Linked DNA regions of Homo sapiens: region 1 is linked to region 2. A link is a loop called in an ENCODE intact Hi-C map of the cell type or tissue named here. Cell type or tissue: GM12878. All regions are shown on one strand. Each heading gives the region's core, and the rest is flanking DNA. Links, peaks and the distances in the headings are about the cores only. Region 1 has its middle 310 kb from the start of GOT2. Region 2 overlaps LOC107984867 (a long non-coding RNA gene).

Evidence for each region. Hi-C counts contacts between places; a loop is a spot of excess contacts. Peaks named below come from ENCODE experiments on the same cell type or tissue, not always from the same donor. Only the 100,000 strongest peaks of a DNase experiment are listed, where the experiment ranks them.
Region 1: it touches region 2 in a loop (2.2-fold over the local background); 1 of 110 quality-filtered maps calls a loop at or near these places.

Annotation. Positions count from the first base shown.
Region 1 is chr16:59,041,715-59,047,099 of GRCh38, forward strand. No RefSeq gene overlaps it. Among named protein-coding and RNA genes, the nearest start is that of GOT2, 310 kb to the left of the region's middle. In GM12878, for the core only: no CTCF peak of the experiment used is centred there; no DNase peak of the experiment used is centred there.
Region 2 is chr16:58,841,674-58,847,058 of GRCh38, forward strand. The region is part of intron 2 of LOC107984867 (a long non-coding RNA gene); the gene reads left to right. Among named protein-coding and RNA genes, the nearest start is that of GOT2, 110 kb to the left of the region's middle. In GM12878, for the core only: no CTCF peak of the experiment used is centred there; a DNase peak (open chromatin) is centred at 2,298.

The sequences.
Region 1 (5,385 bases), core at 210-5,209, 200 kb after region 2:
TGGTGTTTGTCAGCTGAGACATTTAGACTTGTTCTAGAGACAAAGAAGAATGAGGTTAAATTAATCAAGTAATAACCAAACTTTTGCTTTGGTAAGGAAATTAAACACTCAATCTGCAAATCAGATGAAGGGTCCTTGTAGAGCTGGATCTATATGGCACTGGAAAAGTATTTCAGAGAGGAATAACAACATGTGGCTTCATAGAATATTGAATCCTATTGAAGACTTTCCTCTTTTTTGGTAAGAGCAAGGCGGTGAGTTTTTCTCAAAACAAATTTTGCTCAATTTAAAAGGCATGCTATTCTGAGATTATATCATATTGTATCTCTATCTATACAATCTATTATCCGTGAATCATCTGTCTATCCCAAAATGTGGAGGGAAGTCTAGATCATTCTCATCTGACTTTGCAACTTAACTGGTCTTTGAAATTCCCATTCTGGGTACCAGTGATGTAGAGCAAAGACTTCAAGGATGACCTTGTAGCTCTGACTGTTAATTGGTTAGATAAGCTTCTTAGTCTCTTTTGAGAAATACAAATACAATTCTAAATGCCCCCCTCCCCAACTGACTGAATGGATCATCTCTTGGCCAAGGGGACTGTGAGAGAAACCCTGGAAGCTGAGTTCTCAGCCATAATGGGGTGAGAGGTCGGACTTGCCTGGTTATACCCTCTCCCTCATTACACCACCATTAGGCTTTCTTTTTAAAGCCTAAACAGAAACCATCCCTTTCAAAGCACTCCACTGCTGATTTCAGCCAACCGCCTGATTGCTGCCCTTCCCTTTTGTGGCTTTGGCATAACCACTGACCAGCTTTTCTTCCTGATAAGACTGAGTGGTTCTTGCCAGTTTGCAAAGGATGCATATTGAGAGTTTTGGTGTCCTCTGCTTCACCTTTTGACATGAGAGGGCTGAAAACTCCACCCTTGGATTATACTAATATGGCCATTCTTTGAACATGGGTCCCATGGAGAGGCATGAAGCTCAACTGTGCATGTGTGTGTTTCTCCTTTCATAAATATTCATGCTCTTCCAATAGCTGTTAGATATGTATATTTGGCCACCTCGTTCAGCATAAATTCCTGTCTTATTCTTCCTACCTTAAAAGTGTCTGTTTTCATCTTCTGTCCAGAGGCTACACTCCCCAACCTGTTGGAAGGGCCACCCTGCAGGCTGCAACACTTTATGAGAAATAAAGCTCTGCTTTCCAAATTCATGAACCTCATCATTCTTCAGTCAACACTTTCTCTAACTAAAACTCAGTTTCTCATCAGAGATTTATTTCAGTGATGAAGATGATCTGGTCCAGTGCTAAACACAGTGTGGTCTGAGGACCTGAAGCATCAACATCACTTGGGAGTTTGTTAAAGATGCAAAATCTCAAGGTCTATCCCAGACCTGAGTTAAAAATGTGTATTTTAACAAGCTCTCTGGGTGATTTTGATGCGTTCTAAAGATGTGAATTACTAATCTCGCCCACAGATATGATGTTCTTGATTTGTAGCCACAGGATTATTTAATTGCAAATTTTATTCTTGTTAGAGAGATTGGCTGTCCTGCTGAGATATCTATACCCTTTCACTTCCTAACCACAGTAGGTGGATAAATGACACTTTGTGGGTCAGGTTCCTGTAGACATTGGTGCCTTCTGGTTTGGAGGCTCTAAGAGATGAAACATTTCCACTTGGTTGAGAAGGCCTTCACTGTTTTACCCCAAAGACTCAGTAGTTCTTCTTGATGAGAAGAAAAAACTTTACGTGGGCCAGGTGCAGTGGCTCCTGCCTGTAATCCTAGTACTTTGGGAGACCAAGATGGGAAGATTGCTTGAGCTCAGGAGTTCAAGACCAGGCTGGGCAACATAGGGAGACCTGGTCTCTACAAAAAAAATTGAAAATTAGCTGGGTATGGTGGCATGCAGCCATGGTTCCAAATACTCAGGAGGCTCAGGTGGGAGGATTGTTTGAGCTTGGGAGGTGGAGGCTGCAGTGAGCTTTAATTGTACTACTTCACTCCAGCTTGGGTGACAGAGTAAGGCCCTGTCTCAAAAATAAAATAAAATAAATAATAAAAATAAAAAACAAAAGACTTTGTGAAAGAAAGGAAATAATACGGGTAAACTAGGTAAGAATGCAGGTTGTGGAATTATTTTCTGTATTTCTATTACACAAGGTCAATAGCAGCTTCCCTTATTAACCTCCTTGAGCCTTTGTAAATGGTGATAATTATAGGTTTTGTTAATATTAAATGAGATAATTCATGTATAAAACTTATCCTTAGTCTTGGTACACAGTAAGCACTAAATACATGTTATTTGTTCTTAGAGATTAATAGAAACTTTCCTGTAATGGGAATGGGGGCCAGAAGAGGAAAAATGTTGTGTGATTTTCACTCTTACGAATAAAATTGAAAAAAATACATAGGGACATACATTTACCCTATGACCCAGCAATTCCACCTTCTGGTTATTTACCAAAGAGAAACACAACATATGTCCCCAAAGGGCAAGGCTGTTCATAAGAGCTTTATTTTTAAAATTCTAAAACTGAAACAACCAAAATGTTCATCAACAGGTGAATGGACCTACAAATTGTGATATTTTCATACAATAGAATACTAGTCGACCACAAAAATAAATGAACTCCTGATATACACAACAACAGGGATAACTCTCAAAACATGTTGAGCAGAATAAGCTAGACATGAAAGTGTGCATAGTGTATATTCCATGTATATAAAGTTCCAGAACAGGTAAAGCTAAGCTAATGTGATAAAAATCAGAGCAGTGGCTGCCTTGTGGGGAGGGTGGACTATAGAGGGGGCACTGGGAACTTTCTGGAGTGAAGGGAAATATTCCATATATTGATTGGGGTGGTAGTTACAAGGGTATATATGTTGTCTAGATGCATCAAGATGTGTACTTAGAATATGAGCATTGAATTCAATGTAAATATAAGCTCAATAGAAAACAACCCCCAAGAAAATGCACCAGGCCTCCTAGTTCCCATCTCAGAAGTTAATGTGAGATCACAGTCTACAAGAATTTTTTAAGATTTCACAATTTGTAGGAATTCACCATTGTGTCCTCCCAAGTGTAATTCTCCATGATGAATATCAATCCAACCCACAAATGAGAAATAGATCAACAATTCATCACTGGGAGCAAAAAGAATCTGGAGAAACTGGGCCATCTCCAAACCATCTTTAGAAGGAAATTGAGTCTTAGGCATCATTTACTATCTCCAATTTCCAAGGGGAAATTTTGTTATGTTTTATTTTCAAATTCCCTTAGAAATATTTGATTAAAATTAAGAGTGGGTTGCTTTGGATCTATTCCTGTTACAATCCAGTAACTATTGCAATTACACCTATCTTACTGAACACCTTCATCCAGCAAACAGTCAGCAAGCACTAACTGAACGCCTACCACTTGCTCAGTAGAGTCTTTAAAGGGGTAAAAAAAATTGGTGTTAATATGACATTTTATAGCTGGGCAATCCAGGTGGTTAAATAACCTCTCATAACTGAAAATTGCAACACAGAGAGGGCAATTGACTTAATCAAGGTCACTTTTCATGCCTGGGCTTAAATATCCTGAATGCCAATCAAAGAATCTTCTCATGGAATTACACTGGTGTAGTCCTTGCTTTTAGATGATTTATAATCTATTTGCAAGCCAGAGATTAATTAGAACATAAACAAGGAGAAAGGAGAATAGGGAGAAGAGATTGAATGTTTGAGCATCTATTATGTGCCAGACAATTTTCTGTGTTTTAATTCTCTTCACTATCTAAGAAACGAATGCTGCTATTCCCATAATATAGTTGATAAATTTGAGTCTCACAGAGTTTCTATGACTTACCCAAGTTTCCATCAATGGAAAGTGGCAGAACCCAGGAATATCAGGCTCAAATTCTTTACATGATATAACTCCGAATCATTATAAAGCAATCATTTAAGGAAGTGATGTCAGCAAGAAAACACTTAACAGCCCAAACAAATCAGTTACATTTCCTTGTTTTCCGCAAGGAAAACAGGATTTCAAAGCCACTTTGGGATTTCCAGTGTAGAATAGGAATTTGCATGTTCCCAGGGAAGAGAAAGGCAAACTGGGAAGATAGGACGTGAGAGGGGAGCATTCACTATTAGTGACATAGAACTTCTAATCAAGCATTTAATACTTCTGTTTGCCACTCGGTAAAAGGCTTTTCATTTCAATTCACCTTTTAGGTGTTCTATGTCAGGCAATTACTCTACCAGAAAGTTTTCAGGCTAAGAAATTAAATGGGTGGTTCTTAAAGCAACATTCTCTTGAAAGCATAGTTGCAGTGAAGTAGTAACAAACCCGACTAACAAATCAGGTTTTTTTCTTCCCTTGGTACCCAGGGCTTCTTCATTATGGTGAGTGTGCGTTCCTAGTATTTAGGAAAGAAAACCAGAACCTCATACCTATGATCAAGAAAGAACAATCGCCTTGTGATCGAGAAATGAGAAGGTGCTACCTAACTATATCATATTAGATTTGTAGAAGATTAAACCCCCTTTTTGCTGGGTTATTTGCTTAGTTTATGGCATTTGTATAGCTGGTAGATAGGTTACTTGAAGCTCCAGTGGGACCAAAGGACGGAGATTGGGCCCTGGAAGTGCTTAGCAGGAACCTTTGGGGCAGTAGATGGAGTACTCAGCATTAATTGTCTTGGATTGTCTTTGTGGTTGGTCAGATCCACCAGCCTGACCAACCACAAGACAGCACAGCCTCTGGTCATGCAGAGAATCTTCGCATGGTGCTGTTTATGAAGCCTCCGTAACAGTCATTTTATAACATTGTGGTAGGCAGAATTCTAAACACAGCTCTAAGATTCCTGCTCTCTGGTTATGCAATCAAACAAGAATCTGGGTACTGCTGTGAAGGGATTTTGCAGATGGAATTAAGACTTTGTAATCTTAGGTAATCTTAAAATCAGTTGACTTTAAAATAGACTACCCAGGAGTGTCAGGGTGGGCCCGAGGTAATCACATGAGCCCTTGAAAGTCAGTAGGGGCTAGGCGTGGAGGCCCATGCCTGTGATCCCAGTGCTGTGGGAGGCCAAGGTGGGAAGATCATTTGAGCCCAGGAGTTCAAGATCAGCCTGAGCAGCATAGTGGGGCCTTAGCTCTACAAAATAGATTAGCTGGTGTGGTCGCACAAACCTGCAGTCCCAGCTACTTGGGAGGCTGAGGCGGGAGGATTGCTTCAGCCTGGGAGGGTGAGGCTGCAGTGAACCATGATTGCACCACTGCACTCCTTTCTGGGTAACAGAGTGGGACCCTGTCTCAAAAAAAAAAAAAACAAACCAATAAAATTAAAAAATACGAAAATAAAGTGACTTTACGTAGAATTAAAAAA
Region 2 (5,385 bases), core at 233-5,232:
CCCACTTGTCAATTTTGGCTTTTGTTGCCATTGCTTTTGGTGTTTTAAGACATGAAGTCCTTGCCCATGCCTATGTCCTGAATGGTAATGGCTAGGTTTTCTTCTAGGGTTTTTATGGTTTTAGGTCTAACATTTAAGTCTTTAATCCATCTTGAATTAATTTTTGTATAAGGTGTAAGGAAGGGATCCAGTTTCAGCTTTCTACATATGGCTAGCCAGTTTTCCCAGCACCATTTATTAAATAGGGAATCCTTTCCCCATTGCTTGTTTTTGTCAGGTTTGTCAAAGATCAGATGGTTGCAGATGTGTGATATTATTTCTGAGGGTTCTGTTCTGTTCCATTGGTCTATATCTCTGTTTTGGTACCAATTAAAACATTTTTTGACCATTTAAAACATTTTTAATTTTTAATTTTTTAGAGATGGGGTCTTGCTATATTGCCCAGGCTGGTCCCGAATTCCTGGGCTCAAGTCATCCTCCCGCCTCAACCTCCCAAAGTGCTGGGATTATAGGCATGAGCTGCAGAGCCCGGCCAGTCTTAACCACTTTTAAGTGTATAGTTCAGTAGTGTTACATATATTCACATTGTTGTGCAACTGGTCTCCAGAACCTTCATCTTACAAAACTGCAACTGTATACCCATTAAACAACTTTCCACTTTCCACTCCTGGAAACCACCACTCTAGTTTCTGTTTCTATGAGTTTGACAACTCTAGGCATCTCATATTAGTGGAACCATACAATAAAGCTTTGTTTTAACTTTTCACCCTGAGCCTGGCTTAGACCAAGACTATGGCTAAAATAATTTTACTGCATATAGCTTAGAGCTGAATGAGCCATCCTGTAAGTTATAGCAGAAGACACAAGAGGTCAAGACTGTAGGTGAAAACTAAATGTGATGATCAGGTGGCCCATAGTAACCATGCCTTAGATGTGCTATTAACATCTTCTTGAATCTTTGACCTACGTTTGCAATAGGAAAAGGAGGTCTAGGATAAGCAGAAACTTCAGCTAGAAAGCTTGATGGCCTCACCCAACATCCATGCCCCTACCCCAAATGGAAGAGTTGGGCAGAAGCACTGGTCCCAGAGTGTGCAGAGTTAAGTACTTATTGAGTGCCTAGGGTACACTGGGTTCTTTTTCATATAAGCCATCTGCTTTTAATCCTCATGTTAATATTATAAAGTTGGTTATAATTGTACCTGTTTTATAGACAGGAAACTGGAACTAAGACAGTGACAGTCTTCTTCAGAATGCCAAAGTTAATCAATGACAGAGATGGTATTTGACCTTGATTTCATTCTACCCTTCTTTACTTTCTGTTATGCAGTGGTAGTGGGGGTAATATATTCATGATCCTTGTATCAGGGATGATCAAACTGAGTTAAGTTAGGCTAAGCAATTTTTAAAAAATTACACATTTAGCAGGTGATAGAAATAGGAGTTGAAATCAGGACATTATTAAAAATAAGCTGCAAGCCCTTCCAAGATTTGGGACTATCTTTACACAAAGGTTTGTGGAATTCTAGAAGTTAAAAAAGACATTAGTATGTGAGAAGTCTGCATGTGCAGGAATGATACTGGTGTGGTGACATACAGCAGTGCCTTCTTCAGAGGAAATGAAGGTCATGGGGATCATTTCATGGAAGCCCTTGAATAATCCACCTAAGAATGGGTTCTTAATTTGGTAGGTAATCAGAGGGTTTTGAAGAATCTTGATTGAAGGTGATCAGAGCTTGTGCTTTTAGAAAAATCAATGCATACATTAGAAGGTGAAGCAACTGAATGTAAGCATTCTCTCTGAACATTAAAATTGGAATGACTTTATTGCTTCTCTGTATTCCCTTGACCTTTTCCCAATATCATCTGGGAAACCTTGTGTTATTTAACATTTAATACAAGACTGTTTTTCCCAAAGGCATTTGAGTAGTAAGGCTGAGATCTCAAACTTTTGTATATATACAAAAGAAGACATTTTAATACTAAGTCGGTAAGTCAGAACAGAGAGTTTCAGTGATGAAGACTGAAATGTGAAATTCTACATGTTGTTTCTTAGTTGACTTTTAAATGGATGAAATGATAACTATGTTGCAATGAAGCTTATACAACACACACACACATACACACACACACACACACACACACACACACTTAGGATTCAGAATCATGGGCTATTTTCTTTTACTTTCTTAATATTCTTCTCAGTAACACTAGAGGTCACTCAGACCCTGTCTTTAATTCAGTTTTGCCACGATTCATCTTTATTTAAGCTACATCTGAATTCCTGTTGTGGACTTGTATTTCTCTTTATGAATTATACAGCTCGCCTCTCTTAACCTGCTAATGTTAGTTTGTAACATTCCCTATTACACTGATAGTTTAATTGACTAATTAACTTGTGCTAGTTTGCCAGATACTGGCACAAATGAGATTTTTCTTCATCTCTTCAATGGTGGATGTCAGCAACAGAGAGGCAGGTTGATTGGATGCAGAATGATTCTAATTTCAGAAAAATCAATGCGATAACCTTTGTGTTCAGACTGCATTTCTTCAAACATTTTATGTTCAGTTATATAAAATCAGCTTTAATTTTTGTTTTCAGTCTATTTTTAACTTTTTTGGTTAGTCGTCTGTAGACATACACTCAAAACATTAGTTTATTCTGTGTACTAATTATGTCATCTATATAGTTAACAATCTTTTATTAAATACATACTATATTCAAGAAACTGAGCCAGGCACTGAGAACACAGGGGTGAGTGACGGTAAAAATGACCCAATAGACTTTTGTTCACATTCCCCTAAACTCTAAAATGTTGCAAAGTTGAGAATTGACTTACTTGAGTTCTTGAAGTATAAATTTAGTAAACTCTAGGGAAAAGAGGTGACCATCTTCTTCCATTTCTTATAATTTTCTTTCTCTCTCCTTACTCCTTCCAGCAGGTACACTGGTGGGCACCTGTTCTTGGGTCTTCACATAGCTCGCACCTAAAAGACATCTGTAACTGATTTTTCCAGCCACCTGAACCTGTTGTGACTGCTAGGGTATTGGCCATCAAAGGACTCCCTCAAGCAGAACGTTTTCATACCATTTTCACAAAGTCCTTGATTGATAGAGTTTTATTATGAACATAAGGCTGTTTTCTCAATTGACCAAAAAAAGAGGCAATCTTTGCTTTTCCTTTAGTTTCCTTCGTGAAAATTCCTTGGGAATGTGAAAATCACAACATGGTCGAGAGCAGCAATTCTCAAATTTTAGTGTAATTCAGAATCAGGTGGAGGGCTTTTAAAGGCCCACATTTCTGGGCTGTATCCTCAGAGTTTCTCGCTCAGTAGTTCTGGAACGAAGTCTGAGAATGTGTATTTCTAATAATCTCCTGGGTAGTGCTGAAACTGTTAGTCCTGGGACCCTTGTTTATGAACCACTGGTCTGGAGGATAGAGCACCACACTTGGAGTTGGGAGACAGCTTCTAGGTTTAGTTTTGCCACAAACTAGGTAAAAATGAACAAGTGATCTATCCTTATGTGACATTAATATTTTATTCAAGTTTGCTTATAACTCCATTATGGTCATTTCAAAAAATTGCAACCTAACATTTATGAGAATTGTGTTTTTTTTTCTCATTTCTCCTCCTTATTTTACCCATTTCTTCTGGCTCTAATCTAATTTACTTGGAGTTCCCTGAAGATGCTATACTTTTCCTTGCTATTGTTTATGCTGTGCCCTAGAACCCTCTCTTCCCTTTGATTAACTTATGAACTCCTATTCATCCTTCATGTACCACTTTAACAGTCATAACTGAGAAGCTTTACTTAACTTGTCTCTACCTCCAACTCCTCTTTTTTTTTTTTTTTTTTTTTTTATTGATCATTCTTGGGTGTTTCTCGCAGAGGGGGATTTGGCAGGGTCATAGGACAATAGTGGAGGGAAGGTCAGCAGATAAACAAGTGAACAAAGGTCTCTGGTTTTCCTAGGCAGAGTGTTTGTGTCCCTGGGTACTTGAGATTAGGGAGTGGTGATGACTCTTAACGAGCATGCTGCTTTCAAGCATCTGTTTAACAAAGCACATCTTGCACCGCCCTTAATCCATTTAACCCTGAGTGGACACAGCACATGTTTCAGAGAGCACAGGGTTGGAGGTAAGGTCACAGATCAACAGGATCCCAAGGCAGAAGAATTTTTCTTAGTACAGAACAAAATGAAAAGTCTCCCACGTCTACTTCTTTCTACACAGACACAGCAACCATCCGATTTCTCAATCTTTTCCCCACCTTTCCCCCTTTTCTATTCCACAAAACCGCCACTGTCATCATGGCCCGTTTTCAATGAGCTGTTGGGTACACCTCCCAGACGGGGTGGTGGCCGGGCAGAGGGGCTCCTCACTTCCCAGTAGGGGCGGCCAGGCAGAGGCGCCCCTCACCTCCCGGACGGGGCGGCTGGCCGGGCGGGGGGCTGACCCCCCCACCTCCCTCCCGGACGGGGCAGCTGGCCGGGTGGGGGGCTGACCCCCCCACCTCCCTCCCGGACGGGCGGCTGGCCGGGCGGGAGGCTGACCCCCCACCTCCTTCCCGGACGGGGTGGCTGCCGGGCGGAGACGCTCCTCACTTCCCAGATGGGGTGGCAGCCGGGCGGAGGGGCTCCTCACTTCTCAGACGGGGCGGCTGCCGGGCGGAGGGTCTCCTCACTTCTCAGACGGGGCGGCCGGGCAGAGACTCTCCTCACCTCCCAGACGGGGTTGCGGCCGGGCCGAGGCGCTCCTCACATCCCAGATGGGGCGGCGGGGCTGAGGCGCTCCCCACATCTCAGACGATGGGCAGCCGGGCAGAGACGCTCCTCACTTCCTAGATGGGATGGCGACCAGGAAGAGGCGCTCCTCACTTCCTAGGTGGGATGGTGGCCGGGCAGAGAGGCTCCTCACTTTCCAGACTGGGCAGCCAGGCAGAGACGCTCCTCACTTCCCAGACGGGGTGGCGGCCGGGCAGAGGCTGCAATTTCGGGGCTTTGGGGGGCCAAGGCAGGCGGCTGGGAGGTGGAGGTTGTAGCGAGCCGAGATCACGCCACTGCACTCCAGCCTGGGCACCATTGAGCACTGAGTTAATGAGACTCTGTCTGCAATCCCGGCACCTTGGGAGGCCGAGGCTGGCGGATCACTCGCGGTTAGGAGCTGGAGACCAGCCCGGCCAACACAGCGAAACCCCGTCTCCACCAAAAAAAATACGAAAATCAGTCAGGTGTGGCGGCGCACGCCTGCAATCGCAGGCACTCGGCAGGCTGAGGCAGGAGAATCAGGCAGGGAGGTTGCAGTGAGCCGAGATGGCAGCAGCACAGTCCAGCTTCGGCTCCGCATGAGAGGGAGACCGTGGAGGGAGAGGCAGAGGGAGAG